Linked DNA regions of Homo sapiens: region 2 is linked to region 1. Evidence: chromatin loops called from intact Hi-C (ENCODE). Cell type or tissue: PC-9. All regions are shown on one strand.

Region 1 (8,000 bases):
ACAGCTTGCACCTTTGTTCACACCATCTGCTCTGCCTGGAAAGCCTTCTGTTCAGTCTCTGTCCATTGAAATCCTAGCTGGGCTTCAAAGTCTAACTCAACCCACTGTGTTCTTGCAGACTTTCCTCAGCAACCCTGAGCACCCTCCACCACCCCCAGGAGTGAGCCCCACCCCGCTCCAGGCCCCACCAGGCTTATTTGAACCTTTCTGTGATGACATTTGGCATGCTTTCTCTTGTCCAGCGGCCCTTTGCTGTTTTTATCATAGCTCCCCTACCAGAGCTGTCCTCAGCCGGAAGGAGGACTCAGATCTTTGCATCTTTGCCCCTGCAATGCAGAGCACAGCAGCTGGCATGCTGAGGGTGACCCTAGCTGTTAGCTGAACTGATAGTGAATCTGGACAGATGCCTTCTCCCAGGTCCCCCTGGCTGCCTATGGTCTCTGTGACCTTCCAGCTGGAAACTTCCACTCAAGGGAGCTGACTGAGGCCTTCCTTGGCTTTTTTTCCTTTTTTTAAAAAAAATAAATAACACATTTCCTTTTGCATTTTTTTTGCTTTTTTATTCTTCTTCCCCTCTGGAGATTACTCTCAACACTGTTTTGAAAATGTGTCCAAGTCTCCCCAAGGCACCGCAAATTTCCCTAAGGCTGTACAGAAAGGAGCATGAGGGTGGGTGAAGTCAGCTTATGACCTGGAGAGGATCCAGGAAAGTGGCCCCACTCTAGCACCCCTGACCAGCCCACTGGGGGCTGCCCATGGACCCAAGTGTCCTGGCACCCCATGCAGTCAGCTGCAACCTCCCAACTGCCAACTACCTCCCAGGCAGGCAGTTTCACCCTCTTAGGAACTTCTCCTCTCCTCCAGGGAAAAGACAGTGAGACATCTCCCTGGGGCTGAAGGGCCATGGCCCAGCCCTCCCGACCACCATAGCTGAGAGCCCAGGACACCATCTCACACCACACGCTGAATGGGGGTGGGAGCCAGACCTGGTGATCCCCAGGACTATGGAGCAGTAGGGATGAGGTGGTGGAGGGGAAGAATTGAGGCTGAAATAAGATGGGAGTCTCCTTCCTCACACAGGCTCACCTCTGTGGCACACAGTCCAGGAGAGATGGTTTCTTCACTGGTCTATAAGAACCTCAGGGCAGGCCGGGCACAGTGGCTCACACATGTAATCCTAGCACTTTGGGAGGCCAAGGCAGGGGGTATCACCTGAGGTCAGGCGTTCGAGACCAGCCTGGCCAACATGGTGAAACCCCATCTCTACTACAAATATAAAAATTAGCTGGGCGTGGTGGCATGCACCTATAATCCTAGCTACTCAGGGGGCTGAGATGGGAGAATCACTTGAACCGGGGAGGTGGAGGCTGCAGTGAGCCGAGAACACACTGCTACACTCCAGCCTGGGCGACAAAGTGAGACTCCATCTCAAAAAAACAACAACAAAAAAAACAAAAATAAAAAAACAAACAAAAAAAAGAACCCCAGGGCAGGGCCATGTTTCCCCCGCCCGAGTCTCATCTGTCCTCAGCCCCACCCCAAGCACCTAACACACAGCAGGTGACTTCTCTCCTGCCTGGAACACTCTCCCTGCACTACCCCAACCCCAAACCTGGCTAGTTCCTATTCACATTTCAGCAAAGGTAGTACCTCCTCCAGAAGGCCTTCTCTGCTCTCTCCCTGCCTACCACCCTCCCCAGTTCCCAAAGTACCCTGTAATACCCGAACACAGTGCTTCTTACTCTGATGAGCTTGTCTGCTTGTCTCCCTCTACTGGGTTGCCCAAGGGTTTTGTTCCTGTCATCTCCCCAGAGGTTGGGATAGAGCCTGATATCCAGCAGCTGCTCAATATATGTGCCCCAAGTGAAGACAGGTGCCACTGATTAAGCCCCTGCAATATACAGGACCCAGTGCTAAGCAAACATGCGACATACTTTACACTTCATTGAACTCTCAACTACCTCACATGGTGGGTGTTATCATTCCTTTTGCAAAAAAAAAAAAAGAAGAAACCAAGACTAGCCAGGTGTGGTGGCTCATGCCTGTAACCCCAGAACTTTGGGTGGCAGAGGCAGGAGGATTGCTTAAGCCCAGGAGTTCAAGACCAGCCAGGGCAACTTGGAGAAACCCTGTCTCTACAAAAAAAATTTTTAAAAATTAGCCCAGCATGGTGGCACACACTTGTAGTCCCAGCTACTCAGGAGGCTGAGGTGGGAGGATCACCTGAGCCCAGGAGGTTGAGGCTGCAATAAGTTATGATTGTGCCACTATACTCCAGACTTGGCAACAGAGTGAGACCCTGTCAAAAAGAAAAAAGAAAAGAAACCGAGACTATAACATTAGTTTGTATTATCCCTCATTAGGAACTTTAACCTTTATCTCTCAGGCCCCAAAGTTTGTGCTCCTAACCGCTAGACTAAATGATTCCCCTTCCTTGCTTCTCAGGGGTCTTATTAATCTAGCCCAGGAGGCCGGGCGCAGTGGCTCATGCCTGTATTCCCAGCACTTTGGGAGGCTGAAGTAGGTGGATCACTTGAGGTCAGGAGTTCAAGACCAGCCTGGTCAACATGGTGAAACCCCGACTCTACTAAAAAAAATACAAAAATTAGCTGGGCGTGGTGGCACACGCCTGTAGTTGCCACTACTCAGGAGGCTGAGGCAGGAGAATTGCTTGAACCCGGGAAGCAGAGGCTGCAGTGAGCTGAGATCGTACCACTGTACTCCAGTCTGGGTGACAGAGAGGGACTCTGTCTCAAAAAAAACAAAACAAAAAAAATCTATCCCAGAGAGAAGCAGCAATGCCACTCTGGCCTGGCAACCTGGGGCAACCTCGTGCCTGGCTCAGACACAGCTGTTTTCCTCCTCTGGCACCTGTGTCCTACCCCAGGGTGCCTTTTCTTCTGGTGATGCTTCCATGCAAGTGAGTAGCCCCAGAACCCATCCCTGGCCTCAGGAGCTCCTGAGCAGGAGGTCCTCAAGTCAGATGAGAAAACGGAGGTCCTGGCAGGGCGAACACCCAAGCTGGGTCTGGATAAAAGGATGAAGCCTGGGGGTTTCAGGCTGGAAGGTGGCCGTGGGGCAGTAGGAATGCTCTGTTGGGTCGTCAGGACCCAGGTTCTCGTCCCTACCTTCACCATTCACTTATTGGGCCATTTGGACCAGACATACCCATAGACTCAGACCTGCCCTGATTGGGAGTAAACAGAGGCCATGGCTCCCTGCTATCCAGCCATGTTTCTGCTTCCTTCCTAGGCCACCAAGGTACCTATAGGCTGGCCAGGGGATTTGGGCCCCTAAACCTGAAGCTCTACCTGCTTTCAGACAGGCTTCCTTCTTGCTGTCCCAAGCTCCACTATTAGCCTGATGACAGCCAGGACAGAGGGTAGGGACTAACATTTACAGCATGTTTACTAAGCCAAATTTGATGCTAGTGTTCTATGTGATCCTTGCAGCCACGCTGAGTGATAGGTACTGTTATAAACTCCATTTCACAGATAAGAAAACGGGGCTCACACAGGGCTAAATGATTTGCCAAGGTGCAACAGCTTGTAATGTCACAATCAGTGGGGAGCAGTGGGGTGGGGGCTTCCCTGGCAGTCCAATCCCTTTCTCCCCAACACATCACTGAATCTGGTTAAATATCTTCAGTGGTCCCACTGGCCACCGGAGAAAGTCCAAATGCCCCACCTGATATTTGAAGTAGTCAAGGCACTGACTGCCCCATGCTCTCTTTCCAGCCTCACCACCCATCCCTTGCCTGTACCTGCTCTATATCCCCGCAGGGTGGGCACTACCACTCCACAACGACATCTCAACTCCATCCTTTGCTCTGGCTTGGAATGCCTGTCCTACTCCTCTTCATTTTCAGAGCCTCTTCCCCCTCAACCCTGCCTCCCCTTACTCCCTTACTTAGAGAGAATCTTTTTCTAAAAAAAGAGATGAGATGTTGCCCAGACTGGATTTAAACTCCTGAGCTCAAGTGATCCTCCCCGCTCAGCCTCCTGAGTAGTTGGGATTACAGACATGAGCCACCCTGACCACCCAGCTAACTCCCTTACTTCTCCCTGAGCTTCCCCCAACCCTGTGCTCTAACCCCTCCGTGTTGATGACGCTGGCCTGCTGGCAGTCCTAAGCTGTAGGCTGTCTCTCACAGGTGATGCCACTTTCCTGGGTGGCAGCCTTTTCCCTGAGAAAATTCAAATTGGTTTTAGGATTCCTGGTATCCCCTGTGGCGTCTTGCATCCTGCATGTTCCATTAATATTTGAGGAAATGAATTGAAAGAATCCAGGGCCAGAGGCTCCTCCTTTTCTGCCAGGCCCCGCACCACCACTAGGGGCTCCAGAGTGCATTCCTCCTATAGGGCTGTGATGCGGATGGAGCAGGAAGGAACGGCACTAAGGGAGGGTCCAAAAGGAAGCTAAGGGTCAGCAGAGTGGCAGTTCCCCAGGAATTTGGTCTAAGCTTCTCTGCTTCCACCCTCCCCAAATAGAGCAGGGTGGTGCAAAAGAGCCCAGGCCTGCAGATTGGAAAACTGCAGGTCCAGCTCCACCACCCAAGGCCATGTGAGCTTAAGCAGGCCACGTCCTTTCTCTGGGCCTCAGCCCCCCAACTGTAAGTCAGGCAGTGGATGGCATCCAAAGCCCCTTCAAGCTCTGGGCTCTGCAGTTTCGAGATGGCACAACCTCCCAAGCTGGCTGTGAAAATTCCTACTGCTTTGGGCTCTAAGGCAGGACGTGTAAAGGCGCAGGTCTCCTGGCCCCAGGTCAGGAAGAACAGGCTGCTGCAACCACACACTGCTGGGTCCAAGCCAGAGTGCCCTCTGGGGCAGTCCGATTCTATCCATACTCCCCACTCCTGTCATTCTCCTCCAGCTTTATTTACTTCAACCAAATACTTCACCCACATACCTGACATCACCTCCAAAGCACGGCTGGAGGGAGGGGTCACATTCCCACAGGTGCCGCCACTGCCCAGCCCAGGGCCTGCCTGCCACCAGGAGGCAGAAATACCCTTGTCAAAACAAACCCACCCAGCTCATCCCGCCAGGGAGGCACCCATGGGAGAGGCCAACGTGCTCCTTTGTGTCCTGGGGGATCTGGCCAGAGGTGCCTGCTGTGGTGCCGACCAGAAGGTGGTTGTCCGGTGGGGCACCCATGGCCTGTGGGCCCAGCACAGCGTGTCCTGAAGTCTGAGCAGGATGAAGACACCCTTGGGGGGCTATGTCATAAAGTACAAAAGACAAAGGCAAGTCTGGGTTCAAATCCCAGCTCTGCTGTTCACAGTATGAAAACTGGACAGACACTGGAGCTCTTAGAGGCTCAGTTTCCCATCTATAAAATGGGGGCAAAACCTACTGAGCCACGGGGTTGTTCTGTGATTGAGAGAGATGGTTTATGTAAGGAGCAGCACCCAATGAGATTTCAGACAACAGTGGCTATGTTTGCTCATTCTTTTCTGGGATGCAGCATGAACAGTCATCCCTGGGAGCTCACAATGTTGGGGCTGCAAGGGACCTCAGAGATCATTTAGTCCCTTCATGTCAGAGCAGCCCAGAGACATCAAGAAACTACCAAGGTCACTGAGCAAGGACCTCCAGCCCAGTGCCCTCTCCAGATGCCCGTGTGGCCTGCCTGCTGCTGAGTGAGGCTGCTCTGCTCAGCAAAGCAGAGGCCCAGCCAGGGCTGTGCTGTGGGGACAAGGAAGCTGCCTACCAATCTTCACCAGCCATGTCAAGCACAGCCCCAGATTATTCAGGCAGTGCTGGGCAACCTGAGAAAGGAAGGCCGCTCCATGCTAGGCCTCTGTGGACAGGTTTTGAGGGTGCTCAGCTCCCTGTCCTCACACACTGTCGATGGGACCACAGCCAGCCCCTCCCCACAAGTCTTCAGTGTGGCCCATGCCCAATACGTGCCTCTGTGTGGCATTCAAGGCCCTGCTTCCCCACCTCCTACTCCCTGCCCGCTTTCCCTCTGCTACCTCTCTGCTACCTCTTCATCACCCCATCCCACCCTGCAGTTCACTCTGCTGGAACAGCCTTCCTGACAAGCTCCTTCTCCCCCTCTCCACCCAGTTCCCACACACACTGGAACTTCTTCTATGATCTCCCTCCCCTCCAACACACAGCTAGTTGTCCCCAGCTTGCACACACCTCTGGCAGAGAATCAGCTGCACTACAATTCCTTCCTTACATGTCCTGTCCCCACTATACTAAAACCCCATAAGGAAGGACAAGGGCCTTGCCTTTCATTTCCATCCCCAGCACCCAAGGGCGGCTGGCATTATAGCAGGGCCCAGTTACTGTTTACTGGACAAATAAAGAAATGGGCCAATGCGGTCACATATGCATCTCTCACACATCCTGCTTTTGGAGAATATAGATAATGGCTAAGCATGCACGCCTTGGAATCTGGGTTCGGATCCCAGCTCTGCCATTTATCAGCAGCCTGACACTGGGCAAGTTATTGAACCTCTCTCAGCATAGGTTTCTCACCTATAAATTAGGAATAACAATCATAAAACCTATCTCAAGAGGGTTACTAGGAGGATCAAACAAGGCATATAAAGTGGCCTATAGGTGTTATCATAGTCTCTGTGACTATTTCCTTGATGATGTCTCTCCTTCCCAGAATGAGAATCTTTATCATCTGCCTATTGAACTCCTAACCACATTTCCAGGCCCTGCCCAAACCTTCTTTCCTCCAGAAGCATCATTTGGATATGCAGCCCAGCTCTTCTTCCTTCTCCCATCTCCATTCATGCAACAAGCTTGATCCATAGCACCAACCACCACCAAGAGCTCTGTGAGTGAGTCTTGCCTTCCCCACTTGTATTAGTCCATTCTCGAATTGCTGTAATGAAATACCTGATGGGCGCAGTGGCTCACGCCTATAATCCCAGTACTTTGGGAGGCCGAGGTGGGCAAAGCACCTGAGGTCGGGAGTTCAAGACCAGCCTGGCCAACATAGCGAAACCCCATCTCTAAGAAAAAATGCAAAAAAATTAGCTGGGTGTGATGGCACACACCTGTAATCCCAGCTACTTCAGAGGCTGAGGTAGGAGAATCGCTTGAACCTGGGAGGCAGAGGTTGCAGTGAGCGGAGATCACACCACTGCATTCCAGCCTGCATGATGGAGTGAGACTCCATCTCAAAAAAAAAAAAAAAAAAAAAAAAAAAAAGATTTAACTGGTTCATGGTTCCATAGGCTGTACAGGAAGCATAGCAGCTTTTGCTTCTGGAGAGGCCTCAAGAAGCTTACACTCATGGCAGAAGGTGAAGGGAAAGCAGGCACATCTTACCTGGCCAGAGAAGGAGCAAGAAGGAGAGAGAGGGGAGGTGCCTCACACTTTTAAACAACCTGATCTTGTGAGAACTCACTATCATGAGAACAGCACCAAGGCACTAAGGGGAAAATCCGCCCCCAAGATCCAGTCACCTCCCAACAGGCCCCATCTCCAACACTGAGGATCACAATTCAACACGAGATTTAGGTGGGGACACAGATCCAAACCATATCACTGCTAGACTGCACACTGGCTGAAGGCAGGGCCTGCTTCTCACACTCCTCCTGCGTTCCTCCACACACGCAACCTAGAGGTCCGTGTAGAACAAAACTTGTAGCACTTCACAGTTTACAAAGGAGTCACATGTGTCTCATTTTGTCACAGTTTACAAAGAAGTCACATGTGTCTCATTTTGTCCTCACCCTGTGAAGCAAGTGCTGTCTTGCTTCTGACCCCTGTAAAACTGACCCCAGTTTTACAGATGAAGAAACCAAGGCACAAGAGATCGTTTGCCCACACTGCCTCAGCTAATAGGTAATGGAGCTGAGATTCAAGCACAGGCTGACCCCAAATCCTGTGTGCTCTCCACTCTCCCACATGGCCTCCCCTCCTCTAGCTGATGCCGGCGTGCCTTCTGAAATCACCCTTGCCTGCTGGTTTGCCATTTCCAACCTAGCTCTGGTGCCTCATCAGTTTGCTGTGCAGCTCCATGTTTTT
Region 2 (8,000 bases), 190 kb before region 1:
GGGAGGCAGAGGCTGCAGTGAACTGAGATCATGCCACTGCACTCTAGCCTGGGCGACAGAGCAAGACACCATCTTAAAAAAAAAAAAATTTTGTCAAGTCATGAACAACAGTAATTTTTAAAACATGATTTGTGAAATTACAAGTAACTTTTTCCTAGAAGTTATTATCAACAAGTATCTAAGTTTAGCTCTTTTCTAGATTATAAAAAAGTTTCATATAATTTGGGAAACCAAACAAGAAAGAACAGTAAGTCAAAACTCAAAAGGAATAATTTATACACATGCACACACGCGCGCGCACACACACACACAAAGATACAAAACATACATATAACATACCTTGATGAAGGGAAAGGGAGTGGGGGAATCTCACTGTTTATTTTATCACAGTATCTCTCAAGAAAAGAACGCAGGTGTGAGAAGGTACTCTCTTCAAGATCTACACAATAAGGTCGGTGCCATGCAACAACTTGTCTAGAAGGACACATAAGAAAATAATAAAACAGTCTTAAAATGAAATTTTTATGCACGATCAAAAACGAAAATTAAAACATATATTGGCTGGGCACGGTGGCTCATGCCTGTAATCCTAGCACTTTGGGAGGCCAAGGAATGCAGATTACCTGAGGTGAGGAGTTCAAGACCAGCCTGGCCAACATGGTGAAAACCCATCTCTACTAAAAACATAAAAATTAGTCGGGCATGGTGGTATATGCCTGTAGTCCCAGTTACCCAGGAGGCTAAGGCAGGGGAATCGCTTGAACCTGGGAAGCAGACACTGCAGTGAGCAGAGACTGTATCACTGCACTCCAGCCTGGGCGACAGAGTGAGACTCCATCTCAAAAAATATATATATACATATATACATTAAAGCTGAATGAGTTCAACAAGATACAAAGAAGACATTACTGATTATGAAAGTGATAAAACCTTTCATTTTAGCAACTAAGGAAAACCAAGAATTTGCCATCTTTAAGAAGAAAACATACAACCACCACCTGTTTTGGAAGGTTTGGATGTCCACTCACCTGAAAGCAGAGGGCTGAGTCACATGATCTACTAAAGCCCCTCTGGTTCTAAGAGTCCAGAAAATATATATTTCATATTAAGAAAAATATCCTGACTCTATAGAGTGATATACTGAAATCTATTAAAAGACAAAATCCTGAAATTTCTTGTTAATACTTTTCAGTTCTTGGGACCCAACTATCTACATATGAAGTGGGAAGTTGGAGATGTAATGCTAATAGCAAATTATTTATATTCAACTTATTTATTTTGGCTTTTGTGTTAGAGGAATAACTATTGATAAATATTTTTAATTGGTTAGAGTATCATTTTAAAACCCTGAGTCAAAGGCATAGAATGCAAATAAAATACATTCTAAGCTATAAATTAGCCCATGTGTATCTGAAAATATCTGAAATAACCCAAACATTCTTTAAAATTCAATCTCCTAATAGTGACTGAAACTCATCTACCTGATGGACTAAACACGTACAGTTAGCACTTTCGGAAAAAGCTAAGTTTCTGCAAAAATTAACCTCCTTGATTTAAAGTATGACAATTTTTTTTCCAAAAAAAAAAAAAAATTCAAAAACCAACCAGATTGAGAGCACTGAGGTTAAACATTAAATCAATAAAGCCTAGTTCTGATTTTAATTATTTTAATTTCCTCTTGATATGCAGATATTTAATTTTTTTAAATCAGCATGTAGAGATGAGAGAGAACTCAAAATGTTTAAAAGACAATGTCTTAAATACTGGGTATGACTTCTTGCTTCGGAAACATGTCTAACCTCAACATTCAAATAAAAAGAAATCTAATGTCATTTCTATGATAGAGAAAAAGCAATACTATATATGTTCAGAAGAGTATTTTATGAACAAAGCACAATTATTTCTGTTTTTATTAGTGTTTCTACTTTTTATTGGTGTTTATGTTAAAACACACAAGAATTTTTAAACATAGGCACTCTTACCTGTCCCTAGGAAGAGCAGTCCATGCCAGACTATGTGATGTTCCAGCCGAAATCTGCTGAATAGCTATGCCATCTAAGCCACTCACTTTCTTTGGTTTAGTAATAGGACCTGTGGAATTTCCCTGACCACATTGCCCCATTGAGTTATTGCCCCAGGCATAAACTTCATTATCTAAAAACAAAATATAAAGTATTATATAAAAGAAAAGCCAAATTCAAATGTAATATATTTACACAAGACAACAGTTAATACTATTTCCTTAAAAACAAATGACTTTACCATGAGAAAGAGCCAAACAATGACTGTCTCCAATAGAAACATCAACTATTCTTGTGGCAGCCAGTTCTTCAATAAGCTTGGGTCTCAAAGCAGTAGCTTCTGAAGAACCACAACCTAGACAAGCTCCACAGCCCCAAGCATAGACCTGAAAAAAACAGAAATACGTTACACATAACTTCCTGAGATGATTAGATTGTTGGCTTTAGGGATAAATGAAATCTATGAAACTAAAGTGTGGTTTGATAGTAAATAACTTTCTGATGTTAAAATCATTTTGATCATTTTAAAGATTGTTACAGCGATTTATCATGCTGCCTTTAGGCATTCACTGTATAGGCAGAAAAACAGCTGATCTGAAAATAAAAATAACTGGTCATAGAAAAAACAGAAAGGTCTTCTGAGAGGGTCTGCTAAACCACTAATCGGCTTGCAATTTGTTATATTTGCCCCATCTCACCAGCTTTGAAAATACCATCTTAAAACTTCTCCTTTATGTGTTTCTCACTATTCCGGTGAGATTTAAGATTAGAACAAGGTATTATCATATAAAATGGATTATATAAATCACAAAACTGATGTTTATTATTTAGTTTTAGAAATACCTCACCTCATTATTGCAATAATTATCACTTACAAAGAGGGCCATGTGAAGCAGTAACAAGGTAGTTCCCCTTAAACATCTTCATTTTTGACTAATGAATACCAAAAGAATCACTAACTGATTTAAGATGCTTGGGGAAAGGGTTAGGTGGGAAAAAAAAATTTTGTCTTTGGCAAGACAAATAGGTGACTGACTGACAATTTGGCAACCCAAAATCAACAAAATCAAAACAATCAGCAATCTGAATGATTTTTTTTCTTTATCTTCAATAGATTTTGGTAAGATTATATAGATTCTTATCTTCATGCCATCAAATTTGAGAATTTGTTTTTGTCTTGCAATTATTTTAGGAAAGACTGCTGCTGAGAGATTAAACCACTTCAATTAAAAATAAAGAGCACTGTCCGGATGTAGTGGCTTAAGCCTGTAATCCCAGCACGTTGGGAGGCTATGGCAGGAGGATCACCCAAGCTCAGGAGTTCAATACCAGCCTGGACAATGTGGCAAGACCCGATCTCCACAAAAATTTAAAAAAATTGGTCAAGCATTGTGGCACAGGCCTGTGGTCCCAGCTACTCGGGAGCTGGGATGGGGAAGATCTCTTGAGCCCAGGAGGTAGGTCAAGGCTGCAGTGAGCCATGTTTGTGCCACTGTACTCCAGCCTGAGCAAAAGAGTGAGACCCTGAGTTCAAAATAAAATAAAATGAGAACATATATTTGTACTTGTTTCCAGATAACTTACTTAAGTATAGAATGCAACAAGATTCCAGTACATAAGGCATATTTTAGGAGATGTTAGGAACTAAAGATAACGACAGTGAAATAATGTATACTCAAAATCATCACAGAAGATTTCCTAAATCACTCATGAGGTATCATATACACTCATGCACCATTCGGTCAATAGCAGACCACATTATACAACAGTGGTCCCTTAAGATCTAACGGAGTTTTGATGCCAGTATTTTTACTGTAACTTTTCTATGTTTAGATATGTTTAGATACATACTTACCATTATATTACAATTTCTGAAGGTATTCAGTACAGTAACATGCAGTACAGGTTTGTAACCTAGGAGCAATAGGCTATACCATATAGTCTAGGAGCGTAGTAGGCTACACCATCTAGGTTTGTGTGGTACTCTCTACAATGTTCTCACAATAACAAAATGGCCTAATAACACATTTCTCAGAACATATCCCATTAAGTGACACATCACTGTAATACTGTCACTCAGTAAGGCCTACATAGAGTTTTCTCTTGCAGCGTTCCTTCGGTTGAGCACCAGATGAGAAATACTTGGCTTGCCTTTAGAGACTGGACCATACTATATAGTATGGTGGGAAGTCAGTACAGAAGAGGCCTGAAAGTGCTGAGACAGACTGAGGGAAAAGCAAATGTTGATCATTATTTCATGCTCAAGTTTAATGGTAAAGAAAACTATTCTTACCCATTAAAAGTATTTCTGACTTTATTTTTTTCACGCATATATATTTGATTTCATATAACTTAAGGTACTCATAATACAACTATTCTATACAGCAAACAGTTTACAAGTTCTCTTGGAATTCAATGTAATGGATTTATTATTATTATTACTATTATTACTACCACTACCAACTAATAGTTGAATAGTATTGGATAATCTATAGAAACTCTCAATTCTAATGATTATCTTATGTGATCACTTGTATGCAAAGCAGAAATTATTACTCCTTCATAAAAAAAGAAGCACATGATGCTCAAGGGGTGTCTGTTATTTGCCTGTGTGTATACATCAAATACATAAGCATCTTCTAACTTCAATTCATGGATTCTTACTACAAAAACCATAGTGAGAAACACGTAGAAGAGATATTCTTAAGGCAGCAACTAGCTAATGTAATGATGAATAGCTTGAAGATTTTTAGAACACAAGGCATTCTAGTTTCTCAGTGAATAATCAAATTATATGCTGATTTCAGCTTTTCTGCTCCTCTGCCTTGTCAATTAGTCATAAAACACTTTTATACCACTGCCTGACACAAGGTGGCCTCCTATACATGACAGAATAAGTGGCCAGCTCACTTTTTTACTGCCATAACTGATGGATACACAGGGACAAATATTGTCAGTCTATAATTATACCTGGCTCCTCCCTATCCTCAACAAACAAATAGGGTAAGAGTGAAAATACGCATGTAAAAGTTCGAAGCTTATAAGCTATAAAAGTACAAAGCTTATGAGCCTTTATAAAGGCTCATAAAATTCTGACTATCCTAAGCTTGACTTCACACTGTTTCTCAGAAACACCTAACTCTCTCAGAATATTTTCCATACCTAAGTGTTCTCTTTACCCTCCTTTTTGATCACCCTCTTGCCTTCTTAGTTCATATCACTGGCTCCATCAAGATCTAGTTCAGCTTTCCCCGACTATCCATAATGTTTTAGAAAAGGTTTAAGGGAAGCTAAATGCTAAAACATTTTAGAAAGTCAGTTTAATACAAAGAACAGAGGCTCCACTAAGATTTATCTGGGTCACATATGCCAGGTTAGAAAACCTGGTTCCTTCTCAGATACTCTACTTCAAACAGAAGAAGATATTTCATTTTAGCATGTTGCCTAAAAATGTATTTATTTGAACTTTAAAATTTAAATACAAGTATTACTTTTTAGTCACCTAATCCTCTGAAATACTCTAAGTCTTTTATACTCATCCCTTAGTCCTACCTGCCCTGTTGATGTCAAAGCAAGTGAAGACTGGCTCCCAGCACAAACTTTGCGAATGAACATTCCTTGTAAAGCTTCAATAACTTTAGGTTTATACACTCTGTTGGTATCACCATGACCAAGTTTACCTATAAAAACAAACACATTAAACAATTTACTTGTTTTAAAGAACCTCTACTCTTTTTAACACTACTAAAGTTGATAAGGAGCTCTAATGTTTCCATCACTAACCTGGCAGATATGAAAAGCTATGTTTCTGATAGCTGAGGATGTTAACAAACGAGCATTTTTATTACAAGAAAGTTAACAACCACTGATAGCCTTTTATATCTTAATTTCAAGCAATTAAAATCAAGCAATTTAAAATCACTTTAAAAGAAACATAGACAATTATTTTTCTGTCTTTCTCCCCCTTTAATGGCTATATTTCTAACTTCAAATTTGCTGACAAAATATACAGGTACTATATGCGTATAATTTTTCATAAACTTTAAAAAAGAATGTATATGCATATAATTTTTCATAAACTTTTTAAAAAATCAATAGCTCATGAAATTGAAAACTGGACAAATCATTAAAGAAGAAAAACAAATGGCCAATCATCTACAAATCCAACCACACCAGGAATAAAAAAAAGTATAAATTAAATGATACCATTTTCACTATTGAAATTATTTAATTAAATTTAATACATGCTGTTGTTGAAGACTATGGGGAAGTAAGCATTCACACTGCTAGTAGGAGTGACTAATTAAAGTAGACATAGATTTAGTCATTCATTGTGTTGTTAATACTGAAAAAAATTGAAACCATCTAGATACTCAACAATAAGAAACTGGTTTTATAAATTGTGCCACCATCAAATAAAAGAACACTTCAAGCCATTTAAAAGAATGATGTAGAGTCATGCTTGTTGATATAAAAAAGATACTCATGCCGGGCACGGAGGTTCATGCCTGTAATACAAGCACTTTGGGAGACTAAATCTGGCAGATCACTTGAGCCCAGAAGTTCGAGGCCAGCCTGGGCAATAAAGCAAAATCCTGTCTCTAAAAAAAATACAAAACTTAGTCAGGCATGGTGGTGCATGCCTGTAGTCCCAGCTACTTGGGGGGCTGAGGCAGGAGGATCGCTTGAGCCCAGGAGGTTGAGGCTGCAGTGAGCCAGGTTTGCATCACTGCACTCTAGCCTGGGTAACAAAGCAAGACCCTATCTCAAAAAAAAAAAAACTATTAGAGTAAAACATATATATGTCAAAACATATATAAACTTATATAAAACATACACATGTAGGTATACTTTGGTTTTTAAAAACACATCTAAGTAGAAATATATGTAAATATTTGTATAAATGTGTATTTATTTAGAAGTCTATTTCCAAAATGTTAACAATGGTTAAAGTAACATTTGTAAAAGCTCAGTTCATTTTTTAATTTCTGCTCATCTGTATTTGAGTCATTCTACACTAGGCATATATAACTGAAAAATAAATTTTTAAAAAACTCAAGAAAAAAGCCAAAGCTACTGATAAATAATTTTTTACATACCATTGTCTCCTCCTCCAAAAGACCATACAGTTCTCCCATCTTTAGACAGAGCAATAGTATGTGAACTGCCACAAGAAACCTCTCCTACATTGCTGATGTCTTTTACTAATGTTGGAATGTTACGACTATTGCTGTCACCATGACCTTGGATAAAACACACACAACAACAAAGAAACAACATTAACTCTTTTTCTCTAGGCCTTGACTTCACAAGTATAATAAATGTTACAACTTTAAAATAGAATTGAGATTTTTTTAATGCAATGCAATATGAAAAACACAATCATTTCTAACATCTTCTCAATCTTCCAAGGTGCTCCTAAACTGGGTCATAGAGTCACTTCGGTGAACCATTAGAATATTCTTTTCATGCTCCCCTCACAGCACTTACCTTGTGTTGTCCTGTTTCATGCTCATGTTGACTTGTTTTCATTACCCACTAGATTATAAACTTCAGGATCATGATGGTATTGCTTTTATCCCAGAAACCCTACAATGCCTGGTCATAATAGGGCACACTCAGTAAATGCTTGCTAGATTTAATTACATTTAAATATCAGCACTAAAATCTAGGTCTTATCTATATAAAATTATCTTCCTCTGAGCTTAAACTAACAAAATAAATGACAGTCTTTGGCCTAGTAAATCTGCTCTCACGGCTTCTCAGTAACTTAATCATTTCTAATTTTCTAGAAGAATAACTTACATTTTTAAAAAATCTTACCTAATCTTCCAAAGTCTCCTTCACCCCATGTGTATAATTCCCCATCCTCTGTGACAGCAGCACTATGTCTGTATCCAGCTGACACACAAACAACTACCTGCATTGCACACAAGTAAATACGATGAGTATGCACATGTTAAAACATATAGTCCGTAT

The links. Peaks named below come from ENCODE experiments on the same cell type or tissue, not always from the same donor. Only the 100,000 strongest peaks of a DNase experiment are listed, where the experiment ranks them.
Region 2: it touches region 1 in a loop (5-fold over the local background); 4 of 110 quality-filtered maps call a loop at or near these places.

What each region holds. Positions count from the first base shown.
Region 1 is chr15:63,941,122-63,949,121 of GRCh38, forward strand. The region is part of intron 4 of DAPK2 (death associated protein kinase 2); the gene reads right to left. Among named protein-coding and RNA genes, the nearest start is that of MIR422A, 74 kb to the left of the region's middle. In PC-9, CTCF peaks have their summits at 4,329 and 4,529; a DNase peak (open chromatin) is centred at 4,850; H3K27ac peaks cover 757 bases.
Region 2 is chr15:63,747,385-63,755,384 of GRCh38, forward strand. It overlaps HERC1 (HECT and RLD domain containing E3 ubiquitin protein ligase family member 1), which reads right to left. Exons shown (of 78, transcript NM_003922.4): 6 at 7,845-7,941; 7 at 7,121-7,264; 8 at 5,574-5,701; 9 at 2,263-2,407; 10 at 1,983-2,154; 11 at 340-474. Among named protein-coding and RNA genes, the nearest start is that of HERC1, 83 kb to the right of the region's middle. In PC-9, a CTCF peak has its summit at 4,895; no DNase peak of the experiment used is centred here.